3 separate regions of the Mus musculus genome follow, and all the other regions are linked to region 1. A link is a loop called in an ENCODE intact Hi-C map of the cell type or tissue named here. Cell type or tissue: heart. All regions are shown on one strand.

Region 1 (8,000 bases):
CTATGCACTCACTGATAAGTGGATATTAGCCCAGAAACATAGAACACCCAAGATACAATTTGCAAAACACAAGAAAATCAAGAAGAGGGAAGACCAATGGGTGGATACTTCATTCCTCCTTAGAATAGGGAACAAAGTACCCATGAAAGGAGTTACAGAGACAAAGTTTGGAGCTAAGACGAAAGGATGGACTATCCAGGGACTACCCCACCAGGGGATGCATCCCATAATCAGCCACCAAACGCAGACACTATTGCATATGCCAGAAAGATTTTGCTGATGAGACCTTGTTATAGCTGTCTCATATGAGGCTATGCCAGTGCCTGGCAAATAGAGAAGTGGATGCTCACAGTCATGTATAAGATGGAACACAGGGCCCCCAATGGAGATGCTAGAGAAAGCACCCAAGGAGCTGAAGGGGTCTGCAACCCTATAGGTGGAACAACAACATGAACTAACTATATGAACTCCCCAGAGCTTGTATCTCTAGCTGCATATGTAGCAGAAGATGGCCTAGTCGGCCATCACTGGGAAGAGAGACCCCTTGGTATTGCAAACTTTATATGCCCCAGTACAGGGGAATGCCAGGGCCAAGAAGCAGGAGTGGGTAGGTAGGGGAGCAGGGTGGAGGGAGGGTATAGGGAACATTCAGGATAGCATTTTAAATGCATATAAAGAAAATATCTAATAAAAAAAAGTTAGGGAACAAAAGAGAAGCTATGCAAACCTGTCCAAGGCTTGGAGTGCTACAGCCACAAGGTAAGAGACACTTGAAACCCAGCTGGAATTGGTAGCAGTAGGCCACACCCCCTAAAAACAAAACCTTAGAGAGTAGAGAGTATTCATGGTCCTCTGACACCTTGATCTTGGGCTCCTGACCTGCAAGATGAAGAGAGGATTGTTATAGCTCTCCGCCATCTTGTTGGTGACAATGTGCTTGAGTCGCTCTAGGGGATTTGGGTATCACTGGTACCATACGACTCTACTGTCTCTGCTAGGTACCCACCAGGACACTCACAGTAGCTTTGTTCATAATCTCCCCAAGCTGGAAGTAGCTTAGACACTTTTATCATGGGCAGAAGCAACAGGCTAGATCAACGGCCACGCAAGCAATGGGATGGATGGATAATCACCCTCAACAATATAGACAAGCAAAGTAGCCCAGCAGTGGTAGCGCATGCCTTTAATCCTAACGGTTGGGAGGCAGGCAAATCTCTGAGTTTGAGGACAGCAGCCAGGGCTACACAGAGAAAAACCTGTCTCTAATAAATAAATAAATAAATAAATAAATAAATAAATAAATAAATAAATAGGCAAAATAGCCAGTTGTGGTGGTACATACCTGCAACATTGCACTGGGGAAACTGAGCAATAATTCTGAGACAGGAATTTCCAACTGTGCTGGCTTGTTTTATGTCAACTTGACACAAGGTGTAGTCATCTGAGAGGAGGGAACTTCAAATGAGAGAATGCCTCCATAAGATAGGGCTGTAGGCAAGCCTGTCGTAGGGCATTTTCTTAATTTGTAATTGATGGGGGAGGGTCTCTACCTTGTGGTAAGGTTACCCCTGGGTTGGTGGTCCTGGGTTCTATAAGAAAGCAGGTTGAGTAAGCCAGTAAACACCGGTCCTCCATGACCTCTGTATCAACTCCTGCTTCCAGGTTCTTGCCCAAGAACTAGAGACTTCATGCTTAAATGTTCTGAGGCCAATAACCAAATGCTAATCTTTTGTGTGCTGCACACAAGGCTTGGTACCTGGGAATTCCCAGCAACTCTCCAGATAGGAAGACATCAGAAGTTACAATGATGCCTGCCCATGGTGCAGAGGAGCCTATCCTGGGATATCAGCACCTGGCCAGAAACTTGACTCACTTCCAGCCTTCCAGACAGTGGCCTCTGGAGACTGAACCAGCTAGATGCCCAAGCACAGCTCTGTCCTGCAGGGTACTCAACCGGGGCCAGTTGGCAGGTCCCCAGCAGTCCACTTATGTGACATGGGAAACAAGAATGCACCAAACCTAGGGAAAGAGGAAGCTGCCCACTGGAAACTGAGAAGGAAAACACTGTGTGTAGACCTCATGAAGGCTGTGGGCTGGAAGTGTGCCCGACCCATCCTGGGGGCCAGATCATCCCCAGTGGCCCTGAGAATTTATCCCAACCATGAACAGATGTGGGTGCTGCTGGCATCTGGTGGGACCAGTGGGCAGGAAGGCCAGACATTCTGGGCTGTGTAGGACAGTTCTCTAGGACAATGACGTCTGTCCCTTCATGTGGGCGCAAGTCCGGCTCGAAAGGAGCCTCACCTAAAACCCAACCTCATTTTTTTTATACAAATGGGCTTTCTTTTCCTGCTTCTTCAGAAGAGCGACATCACATTTTATAGTACAGTCACCATGTACATGGAGGGAATGAGTGTGGCTCTGCAAATTTGGATGTGACCTTTTTAAGAAAATTGATGTCACCAATGGTCCCTCCGCTTTTGCTGTCTGAATCACACACGAGGCACACCTGTGGCTGCCTCCCCGGGGAGCTTCAAAAAGGGGGTGAGCGTCTGAGTCCTGATTCACGTGTGGGAGGATACCCGGTGTCTTATGTGGGAATTTTATGGCGACCCATCTTCCGTTTAGCTCTCCTTGGCGTGATTATGTGACAACACTTCTGAAATGATGGGACTAGGCAGGCAAGTTATATACTGGAGAATTCAGCCTGCAACAGAAAGGCAACGTGTTGGGTCAGGAGACCAGGGGAATGGTTTTGCACCGAGTTGAGCCAGGGTTAAATGGAGAGACCACTGAGGCCAGCCACAATGGGGACATGGCCGTAGGAAACGTAACCAGGGCATAGGATAAGCAGAGAAGGTCTGGAGTCATTCCACCCTTCCAGGCGAACACTTAGTGGGCACCTTTGTCCCGTGAGAACCCCTTCTATGCTGACATGTGAATGCTGAATGAAGACAAATCCAGGCAGAGGAGTCGCAAGCCAGGGCCAGAGGGCGAGGAAGCATGATGGGCCAGGAGACTTTGAACTTGAACCTACCCAAGTCCGTCTGCCAGGAGCGTGAGTGACTAAGCTCCCCAGAATCATCACTGCCTAGAGCTTGTGGAAGCATCGCAGACCTGCCCACCCAGCTCCACCACAGAGAGGTCGTACCTCGTCCCACTGCACTGGGTCTGGACTTCTTATAACACCAGGACTCTCGGGTCTTACTGCTCTGTCTCTACTTCAGATTCAAACCTGAGGATGTTGCAAGTCATCCTCAGATGATACCAGATGATACTGACTGGCTGGACACAGCCAAGAATGTTCACTGAGGCGGAGGTGGGGAGGGAGGTGGGACATCATGATTAAGAGCACTTGCTCTTACAGAGGACCTGTGTCTATTCCTCTTGTAACCATCGATGACGTCAGTTCCAGGGGATCCACAGGTACAACTCACACGTGCAGTGCCATGCAGTGCACATATATACACTTAGGTGTGTAGTCCTCTCAGGGACCCATTATAGATGGTTGTAAGCCAGAATGTGGTTGCTGGGAATTGAACTAAAGACATTTGGAAAGAGCAACCAGTGCTCGTAACGACTGAGCCATCTCTCCAGCCAGAGGTTCATATACTTAAAATAAAATAAATAAATAAATCTGGAGGAACAACAATATGAACTAACCAGTTCCCCCAGAACTCCCAGGGACTAAACCACCAACCAAAGAGCACACATGGTGGGACTCATGGCTTCAGCTGCATATGTAGCAAAGGATGCCTAGTCAGTCATCAATGGGAGGAGAGGCCCTTGGTCCTGTGAAGGTTCTATGCCCCAGTGTAGGGGAATGCCTGGGCCAGGAAGCAGGAGTGGGTGGGTTGGTGAGCAGGGGGAGGGGATAGGGGGTTTTAGGAGGGGAAACCAGGAAAGGGGATAACATTTGATATGTAAATTGAGAAAATATCTAATAAAAAATAAAAATAAAATTAAATACATAAATCTAAAAAAAAATTTTTAAAGAACATCTACTGTGTAGTGTTGATGCAAAAAATTCAGCTTTCACTTTAAAAGGAATGAAAGACTGTTTCTGGGGGAAAAAAAATTTAAGTGACCATGCACTGCAGATTCAAGGTACCCAAGTTCCATTTTCCAGTGTAGTAACTGTTTTATGAAACTATTAATAGGAACTGGACTAGGAGAATCATAGATAAATGTGTTTTAAATACTTTGGTGGAGACACCAGGTTAAGTGGGTCCCAGCAACGCAGAGACATGTCTATAAGAGGCACCAGATATTATCTGACCACATCCTTAGCTTTGGGGTTGTCAGGAGCGAGGGGGTCTCTATGCATTCCAAACAACTTAACTAATAACCAGAAGGATGTTAGGTCACACACAGAGGAGGGCAAAAAAATGGCTACGACTGGCTAAAGATGGTCCAAGATAATCTGGCTCTGGACCTGCAACATTCCAACCTCTCCCATCACAGAAGTCCTTATCGATCAATCAATATTTATAGACGCAGTTCCCTCCCAGCAATTTTCCTTCACAGTGGTCATGGCTACCCTGAGGCAGGGTATGAGCCAATCAGATCTCCAGAAGTCGGGGACCACTTTGGGTCAGGATCGGGAAAGGTGCAGGGACTTCCAATTCTGCCTCTGCGTCAGCAACAAAGTCCCCAGGGTACTAGGGTTCTGTACTGAACTTGGCTAGGAGGGCACAGGTGACAGGCAGCTAGAGCTCTCTTCCTGCTTCCGGGTTCCAGGCTACCACTCCGAGAGCCTAGAGGCTGAATCCTCGTGGGTTTCGACGCCCTCTGCTGGCCATTTCTACCACTGCACTTGGATGCCAGAAGACTAAACCAGGAATGAGAAAGTATTTGGAAGTTTGTAGCCCTATGATAACAAAGACAAGGAAACTGGTCATGGAGAGAAGATGTGAAGGATTCACCCTAGCCCACAAAATCCCCATAATATTAAAAGTATTTTTGGGGAAAAGTACTGTTCTTGATCTGAGAATGTAGCTTAGTTGGTAGAGGGCTCACCTTGCATGCGAAAGTTTCCATCCACAGCTCTGCCTGGACTATAGTGGGCACATACACCTAGAGGCCCAACACTGAGATGGTGGGTGCAGAAGAAACATAATTTCAAGGTCAAGGCCACTACTTAGTAAGTTTGAAATCAACCTGGGCTATGTGAGACTCAGCCTCAAACCAAATAAAAACTAAGAGCTCTCAAGGGTTCTTCTTTTGATCTTGTTTACATGGACAGAATAACACCCACCCAACAGCTGTCTCTCAGTGAGAGTTACAATGTATCCCGGGGACTGGATTATCATCAAGCCCATTATTCAGATAAGAAAACTGAGGCCAGCCCCCAGCCGGAGACAAAGTCTTGTGTCCTGAGCCCACAGTTGCCATTACAGATGTCAGGGGATTTTGAAGGACAGCAGTAACCACAAGTCCTTGGAGCTTTTAGCCTGAGCACATTACACTTGGAGGCTGTTGGTCTGTCTATTTTCCTGAGTGGGCCCTCTACTGAGCCCTGACTACTCAGGCCCTGCCTAGTGCTCAGGGGCCCTGTGGAAACAGAGAAAAAGTCCTGTGTGGGCTCTGGTGCAGAGCGGCCTTCTCCACTTGCCAGGGACACCCCAGACTGGTTGTACTTAGTGTGATAGGCTCCAATAAAGGGCTGGTGCATAAGGCAGAGGGTCTGATACACCTACTCCAAGTTCCCAAAAGCCCCATGGGATGCACTTGCATAGGTGACGTCCCCCATGTTTCCTGGAATGAACCAGGTGATGCATGGGATGGAAGGAGACTGAGGGAGTCTGCCCGTGTGCTCAGGAAGGCCAGATGCAGCTCAGAAGATGGCTCCATTACTAATGTGTTTGCCTTGAAAACAGGTGGAGGGGCTGGCGAGATGGCTTAGTGGGTAAGAGCACTGATTGCTCTTCTGAAGGTCCTGAGTTCAAATTCCAGCAACTACATGGTGGATCACAACCGCCCGCAATGAGATCTGATGCACTCTTCTGGTGTGTCTGAAGACAGCTGCAGTGTACTTAATTATAATAATAAATCTTTGGGCTGGAGTGAGTGGGGTTGGCCAGAGCAAGCGGGGCCACCAGAGCAAGCAGAGGTCCTAAAATTCAATCCCCAACAACCACATGAAGACTCACAACCATCTGTACAGTTACAGTGTATCCATATGTTGTGGATAGTTCTGGGGCTAATTATATTTGATGTTAATTCCGTTCTCCTGTGAGTGGTTTTGAACAAAGAATGAGTCAGCACTCAGGTGATTTCCTGTAAACCTGCTACCCCCCTTAATTTTTAAAATAAAGGAGAGCTGATGATTGGGCAGATAAAAGGGAAGGTGGAGCTGAAGATGGAGAGAGGGAAGAAGGAAAAAATGGAAGAGGGAGAAGACACCGAGGAGGAAGAAGAAAAGCGGAGCAGAAGCGCATGGCCTGGAGAAACCACAAGTTCTAAGGGGTCTCACAGATGTGGAAGGTGGTAGTGTAGCGGTAGTTCTGCCCAATGCCACAGCGTGTATTCATATTAATTGAGTTATGCTTTCATTGCCAGGGCATATTTGGGTTGAAAATTTACCACAACACCCATATACATAAAATAAATAAATCTTAAAATAAATAAATACATAAACATTTAGAAAATAAAAGAAATTTATGAAATGTTTAAAAAGAAAGAAGAAGAAGAAGAAGAAGAAGAAGAAGAAGAAGAAGAAGAAGAAGAAGAAGAAGAAGAAGAAGAAGAAGAAGAAGAAGAAGAAGAAGAAGAAGAAGAAGAAAAGAAAACAGGAGGGCCTGGGACCCATCTTCAGAACCCACTTTACAAAGTTAGGCACGTGGTCAACACTAGGAATCCTAGCATTGTGGAGGCAAAGACAGTGGACTCAAGTTGGCAGCCACCCAAAGATGCTTGGCAGGTTCAGGGCCAGAGAGAAACATTGTATCAAGAATAACAAATTCAATAGCCGGGCGTGGTGGTGCAGGCCTTTAATCCCAGCACTCGGGAGGCAGAGGCAGGTGTAAAGAGTTCGAGGCCAGCGTGGTCTACAGAGTGAGTTCCAGGCCAGCCAGGACCAAAAAAAAAAAAAAAAAAAAAAGAATAACAAGTTCAGGGCCAGAGGAAACATTGTATCAAGAATAACACTACCACCAACAGCAACAACAATGAATATGAGATATCTGAGGGTGTTCCCAAACCCTGGTACACTCTCAAACACAAAAGAGTCAAGGGTCTGGGAGGTGGAGTTAAGAGTACTGGCTGCTCTTGCACAGAGTCCAGGTTCACTTTCCAGCACCCACATGACGACTTATAACCACCCAGGGTATAATGATGGCCTCTGTGAGTCCCATGCATACGCTTGGCACACAGACATCCACAGACATCATGCAGGCACTCCTATGCATGAATTAAAAGTCTATAAATCACTAAGAAACGAAAGGATGTAGCTCACTGGTAGAGCAACACCAGAGAGGGCTAGCTCTTGGCCTCTTCTGTAACATCTTTTAAAAGCAAGTCCCTCTGGGCTGGGACGATGGCACAGGGGTAAAGCACTTGTCACACAAGTCTGACATCCTGAGTTGCATCCTTGGGACAACTCTAACAAACCCATGCCCTTTCTATTAAAATAATACTTGGTTTGTGGTCTACTCTGGTTTTTAGAGCTTTTTCTTTTTCCATGCTTGTGTAGCCTATTCCAATACAAGGATTAGGTCCTCAGTAGCTACTTCTTAGTACTGGGCTGACTGACTTCACAGCCGTGTGCCTCGGTCCGTCACAACTACAAACCAGAGATCGTGATAATAACACTAACCATAGAAGGATCACGGGAAGAGTCAAGGAACTAATATTTTCTATGTGCGACGTTTGCAGAACCTGGGGCACAGATAAGTCTCAAAAAAATCTGATGGTGCTTGGTAGTTGTGAGTGGAGGATGCCCGGCCCGGAACTCTCACTTTGGAAACTTGGGCGGCAGCCTGGAGGTTGGGTTTAATTGG
Region 2 (8,000 bases), 250 kb before region 1:
TCCCAGCACTCCGGAGGCAGAGGCAGGCGGATTTCTGAGTTCGAGGCTAGCCTGGTCTACAAAGTGAGTCCAGGACAGCCAGGACTGCAGAGAAACCCCGTCTCAAAAAACAAAAAAACAAAAAAAAAAAAAAAAGAAGGAGCAGGAAAGGAAGGGTGGAGCCCTCCAGGGTTCCCCAGGTATCACATCCAGGATTCCCCATGAACCGGCATCTCACCACCAGCACTGGGCTCTGGCTGACCTGCTGGACTGTTACTGATCTGGCCACCAGGGGGCAGCAGAGACTGGGAAGTGCCTGCAAGCCCCGCCCTCCCCGACTCCTGATCTAGGAAGTTCTGCAACTGGGCTTGAGGTTGCAGTCTTTTAAGTTGGGCAGTCTTGTAAGTTGGGGGGTTGGCGGGGGATGGGGTGGGGTGGAGGGTGGGGGGTGGGGGGAACACTGGAGGGGTGGGATTCTATTTCCCAGAAAGGGGCTCTGGTGGGGTTTTTTTGTTTATTTGTTTTTTTGTTTGTTTGGTACCATTTGTGTAGCAGTAACCTGAGGGCTGTAAAAATCTTCCAACGTGGTATATACACTGTGGTGAAAGGAAGGAGGTTTCTGATGCACGCATAGATGATGGGGGCCGGGAGGGCTTGGTACCTTCCTCTTCATTTACTTGCAAGTCTAATGCTGCCAAGACAAGAGAAACCGACTTTTGATGAAGGAGATGAAAATATTTGAGGAAGATTATCTTGCTCTGCATGGATTGGAACTTTACATGAAGGGATATGAGATGGCTCAGTGGGGTAAAGGGGCCTGCGGACAAGCCTGACCACCTGAGTTCGGTCCCTGGGACTCACATGGTAGGAAAAAACCCAACTCCCACAAATTGTTCTCTAGCATTCACACACACACACACACACACACACACACACACACACACACACTGAATGAATGAATGAATGAATGAATGAATGAATAAATAAATAAATAAATAAATAAATAAAATAAAGGCATGCACCTTTAATCCCAGAACTTGGGAGACAGAGGCAGGTAGGTCTGTTTCAGGCCAGCCTGGTCTACAGAGTGAGTTCCAATATAGCTAGGGCTAAACAAAAAAAGGGGCTGGAGAGATGGCTCAGCGGTTAAGAGCACCGAATGCTCTTCCAGAGATCCTGAGATCAAGTCCCAGCAACCACATGGTGGCTCACAGCCATCTGTAATGAGGTCTGATGCCCTCTTTTGGTGTGTCTGACGAGAGCAATGGTGGTGTACTCATGTATAAAATAAATAAATAAATCTTTTAAAAAAGAAAAAGAAAAACAAAAACCAAAAAAGCAAACAAATAAAAATCACATTGAGCATAACTAGCAAGACTCTTTCTCTTTCTTTGTTTCTTTCTTTCTTTCTTTCTTTCTTTTTTTTTTTTAACAAATTCTTTTTTTTTTTAAAGATTTATTTATTTATTATATGTAAGTACACTGTAGCTGTCTTCAGACAGCACCAGAAGAGGGAGTCTGATCTCATTACAGATGGTTGTGAGCCACCATGTGGTTGCTGGTATTTGAACTCTGGACCTTCGGAAGAGCAGTCGGGTGCTCTTACCCACTGAGCCATCTCACCAGCCCCTCTTTCTTTCTTTCTTTCTTTCTTTCTTTCTTTCTTTCTTCCTTCCTTCCTTCCTTCCTTTCTTTCTTTCTTTCTTTCTTTCTTTCTTTCTTCCTCTCTTGTTTGTTGTGCTGTTTTTGGTTTTGTTTTGTTTTGACTGAGTAAACTGTGTAGCCTGCCCAGCTAGGGGCTTGCTTTTCAAAGGGTCCTGTGGGCAGAACCCAGGGCCTTGTGTGCTCTAGCGCTAGTTCCTCAGCCGCAGTGAGTCCATTGTTCTCTCCTTGGGGACACTTTAAAAGCCAATTTATATAAAACAGTCAATTAAAGAGTTACCAGGCGATCACAGCTGGTCCTGACTTCAAAATAGAAAAACGAGAAAGAACAAGGGAGGAGAGATAACCAACGTGAATGTCTCCCGATACTCACGGTAGATGAACGCATGAGCACAGTGTGGGCTGTGGGCCTGTGAGATGGCTCAGCACATCAGGGGGCTTGCTGCCAAGTTTACAACCTGGGCTTAATCCCTGGGACCTCCATGGCAAAAGGGAACCAGCTCCCAGACACTCTCCTCTAACCTCCACTTGTACCCTGTGGCACATGTGTGCCTGCACACACACACACACACACACACACACACACACACACACACAATTACTTGTGTCTACACAAAACACAATAAACTATTTTGGGGTGGGACATGTATAGAGAGTGGAATATTATATAGCCATGAAAAAGACGGCAGTGATGACCCATGCTACAATAAGGATGACCCCGGAAGACATATTCAGAGAGATAAGCTGGATGCAGAAGGTATGCATCATTTGATTCCACTTATCAGAGATCCACAGAGTAGCTAAATGGAGCAGTTAGAGACACACATCAGAAAGACATTGTCAGACACTGAGAGAGGAGATGGAAATAAAGAGTTAATGAGCCATGTGCAGAAAAAAGTGATTCAAACCAGGGGCTAGGGATGTAGCTCAGGGTGTGAACATGCAAGGCCCCAGGCTCCATCTCCAGTAACGTGGCACACACAAGAAGGTCAAAATGACGAGTTTAGGATACACACATTTTAATTACATTTAGTGGCGCTGGGGGGCTGGGCATACACACTCCATAACACTCATGTGAAGATCAAAGGACAACTTAGGGGAATTGGTTCTCTACCCACAACATGCGGTTCTCGGAGATTCAACTCAAATCATCAGGGTTAGTGGCAAGCACCCTCATTGCCTAGTGCTTGCTAACCACTTGCAACAGAAACAAAAATGTGTTCCCACAGACAACAGCATGCCACATCTCTTGCTTGGGTCATTTAACATGTCTGGGGGACTTTCCCAGGCAGTCAGGGACCAGAGTTAGTTCGGGGCTAGTCTCAGGTCTTGATGCCCTGGGGAAATAGCTAGTACCTCCAGGTGTTCATCTGTTCATTTAGAGGTTTTTAAAGGATGTGCACAGACTAACCGGCTGGCAGACACTGTGCCTTCAAGAGACAGAAGTGAACTCCTGCCAGGCTGTCCCTGCCTGACCAAGGAGAAGAAGTGTGTTAAGCAGTCCTGAGCACAGAGAGGTAGCTGTGGTCAAAACGCCCATTTTCAGGAGCTAGAAAGCTGGTAGCTGGTGGCAGGGGGTGGGGGTCACACCGATTTCAGGGCAGAAGCAGATCCCTTTAATCCCAGCACTTGGGAGGCAGAGGCAGGAGGATTTCTGAGTTTGAGGCCAGCCTGGTCTACAGAGTGAGTTCCAGGACAGCCAAGGCTATACAGAGAAACCCTGTCTCGAAAACGAACAAACAAACAAAAACAAAAACAAAAAAATCAAAAAGGGGCGATCGATCCTTGAGACACTGCAGGAGTCTGAAGAATGCTCACAGTAGAGGATTTGGGTCGGGGACCCAACTCTTACCTTGTCCCTGTTCCACAGTGATTGTCAAAGCTCACACCTGGGCCACCACTGGAACAGCAACCCCAAAAAAAAAAAAAAAAAGCCACAGTAACCAACCAGGGTCAAGGGTGACAGCAACGGGAATGAGAGAGAGTACTTTATCCACCCTCACACCCGGGCTGGGGAAGAACCAGAGAGGGGTAGTTCAGAGGAACACATCTGAGATAGAAGCCTTCTTCAGCAGTCGTTAAGAAACTAGAAAGAAGGCTGGGCGGTGGCAGTGCATGCCTTTGATCACAGCACTCGGGAGGCAGAGACAGGAAGAGCTTTGTGAGTTCAAGGCCAGCCTGGTCTGCAGAGTGAGTTCCAGGACAGCCAGGGCTACACAGAGAAACCATGTCTGGAAACAACAGAAGGAGACCAGAAAGAAGGACATGACAGAACTACCGCCTGGGGGGTGGGGGGTAGCTCAGCTCTCGCTCAGTGTCTACAACCTGGAAACTTTAGGGCTCTCCTCATTCCCCTTCAAGGAGCAACCAGCAGGGGGCAGCCGAGCCCTAGCACTGTCCCTCCTCCACCCTTTCCATCTGCTGGCTGCTGTTTTCTGATACAAGCATGGCCCACAGAAATATTTGTGGAGCCCTCAAATGTGGGGCAGGGCAACACCCCAGCACTCCACTTCACCCAGTGGAGGAGCCTTGCCCAGATCTAGTGAGGGAGGAGGGCAGGCAGAAACCTCTTCTACTGCCCCCTCCTCCTTCCTTTCCTTCTCTCTTTGAGACAAGATCTCTGTAGCCCAGGTTAGCCTCTAACTCACTAAGTAATGGGGAATGACCTTGAACTCCTGGTCACTTTTGCCTCCATCCTCCAAGTGCCGGGGTTACAGTATTTATCGCCTTACCCAGTTCTATCTGGCACTTGGGAATGAACCCAGGACTTTGTGAAAGATAGACAAGCCTTCCACCAACTGAGCTATAGACCTAGCACAGAATTGGTGCTCTTTGCCCTCGGCTGGACCCTTCTGAAGGAGGAGATCTGCAGAACGCCCAGCTCCTGCAAGGATACTACAGTTCCGCACTGTAGATTCTAAGATTACAGTTTCTAGACCCCAAAGCGGGGGATCCAGGTTCCATCTCACAGAGTTTCCCGTCCTTCTACCTTCGAAGCCAATGCAAGAACGCAGCCACATCTGAGACCCAGGGGCGGGCAGGCAGGGAGCCCTCCTGGTCCTGGCACCCTGACTCCTCCTCCCTGCAGGAAGGACTGTGCTCCGGGCTGAGCTGCAGCCTGTGAGCCTCAGCCTACTCTGACTGCTACTGCCCTCCTTCCCAGCCTGGTGTGTGTGTGTGTGTGTGTGTGTGTGTGTGTGTGTGTGTGTGTGTGTGTGTGTGCGCGCGCGCGAGCGTGTTGAAGGGGGGAGCTCTGCAGCAGCTGCCTCCTGTAAGGGAAACTGGGTCTCCATGGTAACATTGACGTCAGGGGCCCAGGTTGGGAATGAGGCCTCCCGCCCCCAGTGGCCAGCTCAGCCCAGCCTCAGCCCTGATCTGCAGCAGCTGGGACCCCGGAGTGCTGAAGCCGCCGGCCTTGCCCTCTGATCTGACCCATTAGGGGATGCGGGGATGCCAGCGGCCCTCGACAGGTGCATGCATCCCGGTGGACCTTGCTACCTGTCCTCCTTTGGCAGCCCCCATTTTGTCCTCAAAGTGCCCTCAGCTGGTTGCTTGCTTAACAGACCCTGCTTCCTGCTCCATTTATCATCAGCCCCCTCCCACAGCGCATGTGCACTTAATGAGAATGGGGAAGAAGGTGCCGGGAAGGCAACCATTTCCCAGCTTATCATTTAGCGCACACCCCACTCTATACCCGACCCCAGTTCATTGTTCTGGGATAAAGATCCAAGAGGCCTTAGTTAGCCCTTCCTCTGCTGTGCAGATCTAGAGGTCTTCCCTCCGGTCTCTCCAGCCCTTCCCAAAAGCCTGGCCCTGCCTAAGGGTGTCCCGACATGCTCTCCCTCTGCCTGGAAGACTGGTTCATCTCCACTCTGGGGAGTCATTCCCAGAGTCTTCCCGTCTGGACTTAGGCAGCCTCTGAACCCAGGCTCCTCTCAGAGGTCCTGTGCCTTTTATCCACTCTCCTCATGGCTGCCTCCTCACTTAGACTGGGTGGGGCTTGAGGTCACAGATGGCTTGTGTTTTATACGTTCCTGAGTCCTTGAGGTGCCTGTGTACAATAGATGTATATGCTCTCTCTCTCTCTCTCTCTCTCTTTCTACACACACACACACACACACACACACACACACACACACACACACTGGTGAGATGGTTCAGTGAGTACGGACATTTGACCCCAGGTCTGGCAGTCTGACTTTTATTTACTTATTTATTTTTTCGAGACAGGGTTTTTCTGTGTCCCTGGCTGCCCTGGAACTCACTTTGTAGACCAGGCTGGCCTCGAACTCAGATATCCACCTGCCTCTGCCTCCAAAGTGCTGGGACTAAAGGCGTGTGCCATCATGCCCGGCTGACTTTTTTTTCTCTTCTATCTTTCTTTCTTTCTTTCTTTCTTTCTTTCTTTCTTTCTTTCTTTCTTTCTAGATTTATTTATTCTATATATGTGAGTATACTGTAGCTGTCTTCAGACACACCAGGAGAGGGTATCAGATCCCATTACAGATGGTTGTGAGCCACCATGTGGTTGCTGGGAATTGAACTCAGGACCTCTGGAAGAGCAGTCAGTGCTCTTAACCGCTGAGCCACCTCTCGGGCCCCAGGCCTAACAATCCCCAGGTGCCATGTGGTAGAGAAAGAGAACGCTCCCTTTCACAAGCTCTTCCTCGACCCTGCCGCCCCGCACTCCCCCCTCCCCCCCAATAAATGAACATAAAGTGTAATAAAAATCAACTTTGTGTGTGTCGTGCTGGGTGGGAATGGGATCCAGGGTCTCCTACAGCACCCTGAGCTACACATGGAGACAACCCCCCCCATACATTCTCACACAGCCCTGAGACTCAGTTCATACACACATCAGCCACATATACCTATGGTCCATACGCTAATGTTTATAGTGTCTCAGACTCACAGAGCCACCACAGTCAATCTCAGATGTCTTCATTGTCTTGAATGACACCTGTTTGTGTCAGCACTTGTGCCTCCCCGCTCCTCCCGGTGCTCCCATGCCCTCGATGGGTTCTCTGTCTTAGAAGCCACATGCATGGACTCATCAAACTGAGAGAATGTGAGCCTGTGCCAACAAAGGGAGGCTGCAACCCGCAGTGGCCACAGAGGACCACCAGAATTCTGAGGAATCTCTGACTTGACTGCCCCAGGGACACACCTGATTGTTCGAAATGCAAGCTAAAACAAAAACAACAACAAAACACTGCAGTTTAGGGTCGGGGTGTGGCTCAGCACTAGACAGCTTGCCCAGTATGCTCAAATAATTAAGTCCCTGCATTTTCCCCAAACCCCAGCCCCACCCTCCAATCCTGTCTGTTAGAGATGGCTCACACACCTGAGTCACTGACTCCGTTCCATCGCCCAGCAAGCCAGCACGCCCCACTAACCCAGTATCCATTCAGTTATACCATGCAAATGTGTGGGTCAGATCTGTTTCTCCCTCCTATTGGACATGCAGTAGGCTGTCATATTCATGACTGCCGCATTCTTTGCATTCAACCAGCTGCGCCTAGCATACGCAACGCCTTGGAATCACCACCAATAACGCCAGTTGTGGTGGTGGACGGCTGCAACCCCAGCACTTGGGAGGTGCCACATGGGACGAGAAATTCAAGTCCATCCTTGGCTATATGGAGAGTCATAGGCTATCCTGGGCTACAGGAGACCCTGTTAAAGGGGAAGACTGGGGGGAGTGGGGGACTAAACTCCAGCCATTGAGTGTCTCTGCTTCTCAGAGTCATTTTCTGGACTCCTGTTTTATAGAAGTCCTAGAACTGGCCGTACCACATCTGCTGAGCCCTTAAAATGTAGATAGCCAAACTTAGGTGCACTCTAATCCTACACCACGGTGTCTCGAAGCCTCTTATGGGAAGTAAGAGCATGCCCACTGCTTCATTGCTATTTTTACATCGGTTGCATGTTGAAAGGAGAATGCTTGTGGATAAATAATCACTTGATTACAATCGATTCCAGCCAGGCCTGGTGGTGCGGTGCTTTGATAGGTTTGGATCCCCATAGATTCATGCTCTTAGAGGCTTGGCTCACAGGACGTGCCACTATTACAAGGTGTGGCCTCATTGGAGGAAGTGCGTCACCATGAGGGCCGGCTTTGACGTCTCGTGTGCACCCAGTATGGAATCCCAGTCTCCTCCTGGCTGCCTTCAAGTCAAGATGTAGAACTCTCTGCTTCTCCAGCACTATGTCTGCCTGCACGCTGCCATGCTTCCCGCCACAGTGATGTGCCAGTCCCAGTTAACTGCTTTCCTTCATAAGAGTAGCCTTGAGGGCTGGAGAGGTGGCTCAGCGGTTAAGAGCACTGACTGTTCTTTTGAAAGTCCTGAGTTCAAATC
Region 3 (8,000 bases), 340 kb before region 1:
TCGATTCTCAGAGCCCACACGGCAGCTCACAGCTATCTACAACTCCAGTTCCAGAGATCCAACACCCTCTTCTGGCCTCTGTGGGCACGAGGCACACATATGGTGACATTATGTGCCTGCAGGCAAGATACTCATATACATAAAATACAAATAAATCTAAAGAATAATAAAGGAAAAATTACTTTAAAAAATTATCAAAGCAAGGGTCCTCGTTAGTTTTTTGCGGACTTGACACAAGCTAGTGTCGTTTGGGAAGACAGACCTCAATTGAAAAAAATGCCTATAGGCAAGTTTGTAGTACATTTGCTTGACTAATAATTGATTTAAGCAGGCCCAGCCTACTGGGAGTGGTGACGCCCCTGAGCGGATGGTCCTGGGAATGCTGAGCAAGCCAGTAAGCTGCACCCCTCCGTGGCTTCTGCCTCAGTTCCCGCCTCCAGGTTCCTGTCCTTCTAGGGTTCCTACCCGACTTCCCTCAGAGTGACAGAGTGCGGCCTGAGAACTGTAAGATGAAATAAGCCCTTTCTTCCCCAAGTTGCTTTCGACCACAGCACCTCTCATGCAATGGAAACATTACTGAGACAGCCAAGATGGCTCAGCCTGGGCAAAACCCACTGATGTAGGACAATGCCTAGACTGATCTAGCAACAGAAATCACAGCATCTCAACAGGCATAGAAAAAAGAAAAATAAAATGTACATATCAATGTGGTATTTTGAATGTGGTGGCACCCACCTGTCATCCCAGCACTTGAGAGGCTAAGGCAGAAGAAGAAGATCGTGAGTTCAAGACTAACCCAGACTATACAGGGAGACCTTGATTCATAAATAAATAGAGGCTGGACCAGAGAGACTGCTCAGAGGTTAATGGCAAGTGCTGCCAAACCTTACAACCTAGGGTCCTCACAGTGGAAGGAGAGAATGGACTCTCACAGGTTGTCCTCTGGTCTCTACAATCATGCCATGGTACACACAGCCCTCTCATCCCATGCCCCCATCAAACAGAGAGAGAGAAGAGAGAGAGAGAAAGGGAGAGAGATTTAAATTGTTGTTTATTGTTGTTTTTACAAAGGCTGGAGATACAACTCAGGGTAGACAGGTATTTACCTGGATTTGACTCCTAGCACTACACATACAACATGCACACACAAACACACATATATCACAAACACCATACACACTGCACACATAACACACAACATACTACACACACATAGTATACATACCCCATATACACACATACATACACACCACACATACCACAAGCACACATCACAAAAACAGCACACATTACACATATATACACAGCATACACACACATGCATACACACCACACACATATACACTACATACATACACACTGACATACATGCACATTGACACACACGCACACACCACACATACATTCATCACACATACACACACTACCCCCACCACCACCAGAGACCACCTCTGGTGTCTCTGTCACATGTCTCTGACTCCATGAGTGCCACCAGGCTGTCCCCACCACAGTGGACTGAGACCGTGGGCCACAACTCAGCCTTTCCCCATTGGAGGTCTTCTATCTGGGTACTGTGGTCCCGGCAACAAGCGGTAACTTACACTGTTCTGTGTTTACTGCTGTATTTCAGACCTTTAATATTTCACAGATGACCCTTTTACCATTCTGCTTTCAGGGCAGAAAAGGAACATAGGGCCATATCAGCTCTTCCCTTGTGCCCTCTGAAATGTCAACCGCACATTCGAGGAGCTGAGATGCGCCTCCCTTCTGATCTCCATCTGCACCAGCTCACTGGCTGAGCCCTGTGCACACACATGCACATATATGTATAGATACAGATATGCACTCATACACAAGACTCATGTGTGTGTGCATGTAAACACAAACATACATGCTCACATGCACACATTGAGATACGCATATGCACACAGGTGTACCTACACACTTTTGTGTGCACGCATGTACATACACATATGCTCCTGGACTGTTTCTAGCTAACAGCCTGGCAAACACTCTGTCCACCTTGCCTGCCTGATCAATAACACAGTGATTGTGTAAAGGTGAGATGTATTCTAGGTGGAAATGACCCTCTAGTCACTGGCCTGTGACAGATCTTGTAAACAGCTCTGCGTCCAACAGTCAAGTCCTCTGGCCACCCACAGGCTGGAGATAGGGGGTGCCCCAGGTACCTGGGTGTCCCATACTCTGGAAAGATGTCTGGAAACATCTCTCATCACCAGCCTGAAGGTTGGACTACCCGTTCAAATTCAGAAGCACTCACACACACACACACACACACACACACACGTTTCTTTTGAGAAGGTGGGGTGTCAGGCATGGCAAGGAGATTATTGGCCTCATTTGGCACTTGGCTCACAAGCCAAATGAGGATGTAGAAAGCATTTCTTGGTGAGGCTCTGTGGTCAAACCTAACCCAACAGGGAGCCTGGGTGGACACTGGGGTCTGAGTAACTCCAGATATCAGTGAGCCTGTCCACCCCAGTGAGCTGTCAGCAGGGTCAGAGGACATGTCTGTGCCAAGCACGGTACCCACTTGGGTCATGCAAACAGCTGTTGTACAAGTCAGATGACTGACTAAAATAATGGAGGAATTATTCTCCTCATGCTCAAGGAAGGCCCCAGCTGGACAGGGGAAGGGACCGACAAAGGGAGAGGAAGACGGTAAGACCCACAGGGCTGAAGATGGGGAACTGAGTTTCCAAGGGCCGGAGGATAGCACAGCACGCTGACAGTCTCGTCTTCTGAAGGTGGGAGCAATGAGTTTTCAGGAGCCCAGGGACAGTCACCAGGGTAGAAACCAACCAGAGTGTCACTGCTAAATCTGAGGATTCCTATCCCCCATCCCAGCTACCTCAGGCTAGAATCACCTGCATCCAAAATGATCCATCAAGCCATCAGGATATCTCAGGGAATGTGGGCCCTTCCCTTCCGACACTTGGCCATGAACAAGCTGGGTGGGCAACCTCTAGACTTACTGGACACACAATCCCTGGCCTGACCCCAGGTGGTCTCTTGGGCTCTGTGACCTAAGAGGGGAAGGAGAAGGGGAAGGAAGAAAAGGAGAAAGAGAATGAAGAAGAAGAAGAAGAAGAAGAAGAAGAAGAAGAAGAAGAAGAAGAAGAAGAGGAGGAGGAGGAGGAGGAGGAGGAGGAGGAGGAGGAGGAGGAGGAGGAGGAGGAGGAGGAAAAGGAAGAAGGAAGAGGAAGAGGAAGAAGGAAAAAGAAGAAAAAAGGAGGAGGAAGAGGAAGAAGAGGAAGAAGGAAGAAGAAAAAAGGAGGAGAAGCAGCAGCAAGAAGAAGGAGGAGAAGGAGAAGAAGAAGAAGAAGAAGAAGAAGAAGAAGAAGAAGAAGAAGAAGAAGAAGAAGAAGACGAAGAAGACGAAGAAGACGAAGCAGCAGCAGCAGCAGCAGCAGCCTCACCTAGACCTCTGGGTTTTAAATGTAGGTCATTAATTTTAAAATGCCAACCCACAGGCCAAACCAAAAATGAGATACCAACTCAGGTGCCATGTGGCATTCTGACCACCAGAGGGCGACCTTGGCATGGCTGAATGTTTTCCCAGGGTTCCACCTAGCACATTCCAGGGAGAATAGGGAGTCCTTAAACCTCAATTCAATCAGTATGTTTCTCCGCCCTCCCCACCCCTCCCTCCTCCTCACCCCCTCTCTCCTTTCTACCATCCTCCCTCCCCTTCCTCTCCCTCTCTCCTCTCTCTCACATGCACACAAGCCTACACAGAAACACACTTTTTGTTTTTTTAAGCTGTAATAAAAAGTTTAGGTTGTGGCTGAGCATTGGGGAAGCTGAAGTAGGAGAGTCAATTTGGGGCCAACCTGGGCTACATAGCAAGTTCTAAGACAGCCTAGGCTACTATCGAGGTCACTTCAACGTGAAAGAGTGTAAGTTGAAATACATCTTGGATTGGGGATGAGGCATGCTGTCTTAACAACAACAGAAAGTGACTAAGAAAGGAATTTAAGTGAGGCTTAAGGAGGCATCCTAGTAGGAACCCAGAAGACAGTGGCAAAGTGTATGTGTCATGTATGTGTGGTCATATATATATATATATATATATATGATATATATATGATAACATATATTCTGTGTCACTGTACATTGCATGTGATCTGCTTTTTAATTTTGATTTCACAGGGGTTAACAGTTTATGACAATTCCAAGAGTCTCAGAAGAGACCCTGAACTTTACGGTGGTCTCGGGGCTAAAAGACCATGGGGACTTTTGAAGTTGGACTGAATGCCTTTTGTACGATGATGTTCCACACGCCTATTTTGGCCAGGGAGTGGGAAATGCTGGCTTGAATAAAAATGGGCCCCATAGGCTCATACACTTGCATGTTTAGTCCCCAGTTGAATATCTGTAAGGATTAGGGGGTATGGCCTAGCACATACAAAGCCCTGGTCCCCTCCTGACCCTATAACCTGCTACCTCAGGGTAACTCACTCTATAATCCCAGCGCTCATTGGCTGGAGGAAAGAGGATTGGAAGTTCAAGGCCAGCTTTACATGAAGTTGAGGTCAGCCTGGACTACAGAAAATCCTGTCTCAAAAATAAAGTCATAAAATCATAAAACTCAGAGAAGGCTATGAATAATTTGCAGGATTTCCTTCCTAGGTGATCTAATAGTGTGCTGTGCATTATACTGTATTTTGTTTTTCATATACTCAGAGTTATGATCAAATTTATGGCTATGGAATTCCCACCAGGAAGATCAGCAACCCCCATGCCCTGACGTGTCTCCTACAGCTCCACCATGGTTGCGGCCGTTTGCTGGTCTCCTGAAGTCATCCACGGTCACTCTTGCCCATGCGTCCTTGACTCAGTGGGAAGCTAAGCCTTTCCCTGTGGGCTTCTCGGCTCTGCGCCTGAAGCAAACACGAGAAGAGCCGAGGGTCCTCTTACCGATTTTTGCTGGTCAAACATGAGTTTCTTATAGAAGAGATGGAACTGTTCAAAGCTGAGCTCATCTTTCTGTGCGCCGATTTCCTGCAAGCACAGAAGGCAAAGGTGAGCGCACATAGTCGGGTGTCCACCCTCACACCTCCGCCCTCTACACAAGAACTGAACAGCTGGAGGAATCAACCCAACGTCCTCTGAAGTCAGTGATTCCCTAGCCTATATGTATATATATGTGCATTCTTATGTAAACACATATACATAAGAATATATATATATACATATGCATATATACAACAATTCCAAGAGTCTCCTAAGAGACTTTGGACTTTACAACAGTCTTGGGACTAAAAGGCCATGGGGACTTTGAAGTTGGAGTAAACACATTTTGCATGATGATGTGACTACATGTCTATTTTGGCCAGGGAGTGGACCCGTGTATGTGTGTGTGTGTGTGTGTGTGTGTGTGTGTGTGTGTGTGTGTAAGTGTTGTACATATATACATACATACATACATACATACGTGTATGTATAAAGAAAGAGAGAAAACCACACAGGGATTAATAATAACATTTTTCTCTTCTCCCTCTCTGTCTCTCACGCCTGCTTTCTGTCTTGAGGAGGAGGAGATGGGCAGGTCCAAGAATGGCAGGGTCAGGATCAGCTTGGGTCTGCTGTCCCAGGAACTCAGTAGTACTCAAAGGAATGAAGTTGTTCAGCAAGGGGAATCCCACGAATGACACTGACATGACTGGGTGAGCCTCCTATGGGGGCTCCCCGGACCACGTGTTCATTTCCCGACAGCATCTCTCTGTGGGAAAGTTTCACCTTCATCTCCTCCATCCATCTATCCTTGCCCCCTGCATCCCATCATTCCTGGGGCAGAGAGACTTTGCTGGCTGTCCCACCCACAGCTCAAGAACATAGCCTACTTCAGTAACGGGGGAAGAAAGGACAACAATTAGGAAAATGGGCAGTTAGAGTAAGAGGACAAAACGCAATGGCAGATGTCCTCAGTACCCTCTCAAAGGCATCTGCCGCAGCAGTTTACAAAGGACCCATGTGCTCCTGTAACTAAGGTGACCAACTGCAAGAAGGTCCAGAAAGTGCTGAAAGGCAGACTGGTTCAGACAGATCTGCACAGATGTCCCAAGTCACACCATCCAGCAACATAGCCTTCACTTGCTCCATCCTCAAGAAGTCTTCCAATAGTCACAGGGTTCCATTGGATAAACCAGGACTAATGTGCTCGGAGGCAGAGGGCTCTGTTGGATGCCATTCCACAGAGCCCCAGGCCAGCATGGGTTCCTGAGAGAGGCACTAAGCAAGCCTAAATTCTTGTCCCCCAGCTGAGCTGCCATACTTACCACCAGCTTGTCCTTGAGAAACTTGATGCCGCTCACTTTGAAGTTGACCAGGGGCAAGATGGTCTTCAGCTCCCGGAGGCTGATGCTGCAAAGACAGAAATCTCAATCCCAATAGCCTCAGGGTGGCCAGAGTGGGAAGCATTGTACAACTCTACCGACCCCCACCTTGGCACCCCTCCATGAGAAAACCAACTAGAAGCAAGGCCCTTTAAGCCAGAGGAAAGGAACAACCTGATAGTGGAGGCTGGTCCCTACCCCCTCAGCGATGGTAGTAGACATGGGTCACGTGGGAGATGGCTCTGGAAGCCAGTGCTGTGGGAGACCCAATGGGGTTTGTAGAACACCACAAGCCTCAGGCACCCGAAGAGTCTCGGAAACATGCTCACGTGGTTTTAAAGCAGAGTGAACCAGAGGGGGGCAGATGGGAAGGCATGTGGTACCTGCTATGTGCCAGGTAGCTTAGTGTCAGCTAAGCCATGGCACTTCTCCACCCTACTCCCTTGTATCTATACACACACAGCACCAAGCTCTAGCCTCACCGTTCAGAATGGGTGGAGGCTGCGGCTGGACCCAGGGCAGCCTAGATCCTAACCAAATCCCACAACAGTCATCAAGCCAGAACAGGTGGTATCAGAATTTTCCAGGAGCTACTCCTGAGCTTCTAGAGAAGAGGAGAGTAAGGGTCAAAAAGGGGACAAAGGGAACAATGACGCAGATGCTAATAGAACCCATCACGTTTAGGGGTCTGCTCCCCAAGGTCCAGCTACAGACTCCCAGGATTCAAAAGCCTCCCAAGGCAGCCCTTAGGGCCACTGCCACCTCCACGGAGGAAACCGAAGCTCAGAGAAGCCTGCTGTGTGAGCAAGGTTAGACTAGACTCACTGCAGTCTCACCCAGAACAACCACATTCCAAAGACCTTCGGAAGACACCAGAAATGAGGGGGCCGGATGGGTCACAGGTAAGAGACTCGGGTCCTTCTAGCCAAAGAGCCAAGCATCCGGCAGAGTTAGAAAAGGGCTCAGAAAGAACCCGGCCTCAAGTGTGGGTCTCCACACTTATCAACCTGGCCTTTGTCATCGTCAGAGAAGAGCCGCGTGTGTGACTCCACACACTACAGCAGTCACATCCAGCCTTCTTGCCCCCTTGCTCTCCCACGGCAGCACAAAGAGCGTTCAAGGGTCCTGTGGAGGGCGCGAGGCCCTTGTGCTTACACATAAGCACTAGGGAATCCAGGGATGTTAGAATCACGGGGTAGTCCCTTCAAGGGAAGAGATGAATAACCTGTTCTCTGCCCAGAAGGCTGAGAATGGTGATAGCCCCGTGAGCTCAGACCTGGCTCCCCAGACACTTAGGTTTATCTCAGCCATCCTACCGAGGCCCTTATGTTAAGCATTGTCTCCCAAGCTACAAAGTCCATCTCTATGGAAGGGTTCACACAGACTTTAACAAAGAAGTGTCAATGCAGTCATGCCTTAAGCTTTACTGTACAGAAGGGATTGAGTTGATCAGCACCCAAGAATCTTTTTTTTCCCAAACTGTGCTGTACTTAAACGTGTGTGAAAGAAACTGCCCGGTGTCAGACACTCAAAACTTAAACCAACACTCTCTTAGTGAATTGTGCTGAACTGACCTTCTCCCTACTTGCCTCCCTCAGAGCAACATTCTGCTGGCTCTGGTGTTTACAGGGGCACCCACAG

The links. A loop is a pair of places that touch in the nucleus more often than their neighbours do. Peaks named below come from ENCODE experiments on the same cell type or tissue, not always from the same donor. Only the 100,000 strongest peaks of a DNase experiment are listed, where the experiment ranks them.
Region 2: it touches region 1 in a loop (5-fold over the local background); 39 of 42 quality-filtered maps call a loop at or near these places.
Region 3: it touches region 1 in a loop (8-fold over the local background); 14 of 42 quality-filtered maps call a loop at or near these places.

Annotation. Positions count from the first base shown.
Region 1 is chr8:117,221,519-117,229,518 of GRCm38, reverse strand. No RefSeq gene overlaps it. Among named protein-coding and RNA genes, the nearest start is that of Cmip, 32 kb to the left of the region's middle. In heart, a CTCF peak has its summit at 4,799 (motif pointing left); a DNase peak (open chromatin) is centred at 4,678; H3K4me3 peaks cover 456 bases; H3K27ac peaks cover 333 bases.
Region 2 is chr8:117,467,417-117,475,416 of GRCm38, reverse strand. No RefSeq gene overlaps it. Among named protein-coding and RNA genes, the nearest start is that of Mir7078, 12 kb to the right of the region's middle. In heart, CTCF peaks have their summits at 261 (motif pointing right) and 4,016 (motif pointing right); DNase peaks (open chromatin) are centred at 286, 4,036 and 4,976; H3K4me3 peaks cover 1,052 bases; H3K27ac peaks cover 1,732 bases.
Region 3 is chr8:117,565,189-117,573,188 of GRCm38, reverse strand. It overlaps Plcg2 (phospholipase C, gamma 2), which reads right to left. Exons shown (of 33, transcript NM_172285.2): 6 at 6,303-6,387; 7 at 4,942-5,025. Among named protein-coding and RNA genes, the nearest start is that of Plcg2, 71 kb to the right of the region's middle. In heart, a CTCF peak has its summit at 3,545 (motif pointing right); no DNase peak of the experiment used is centred here.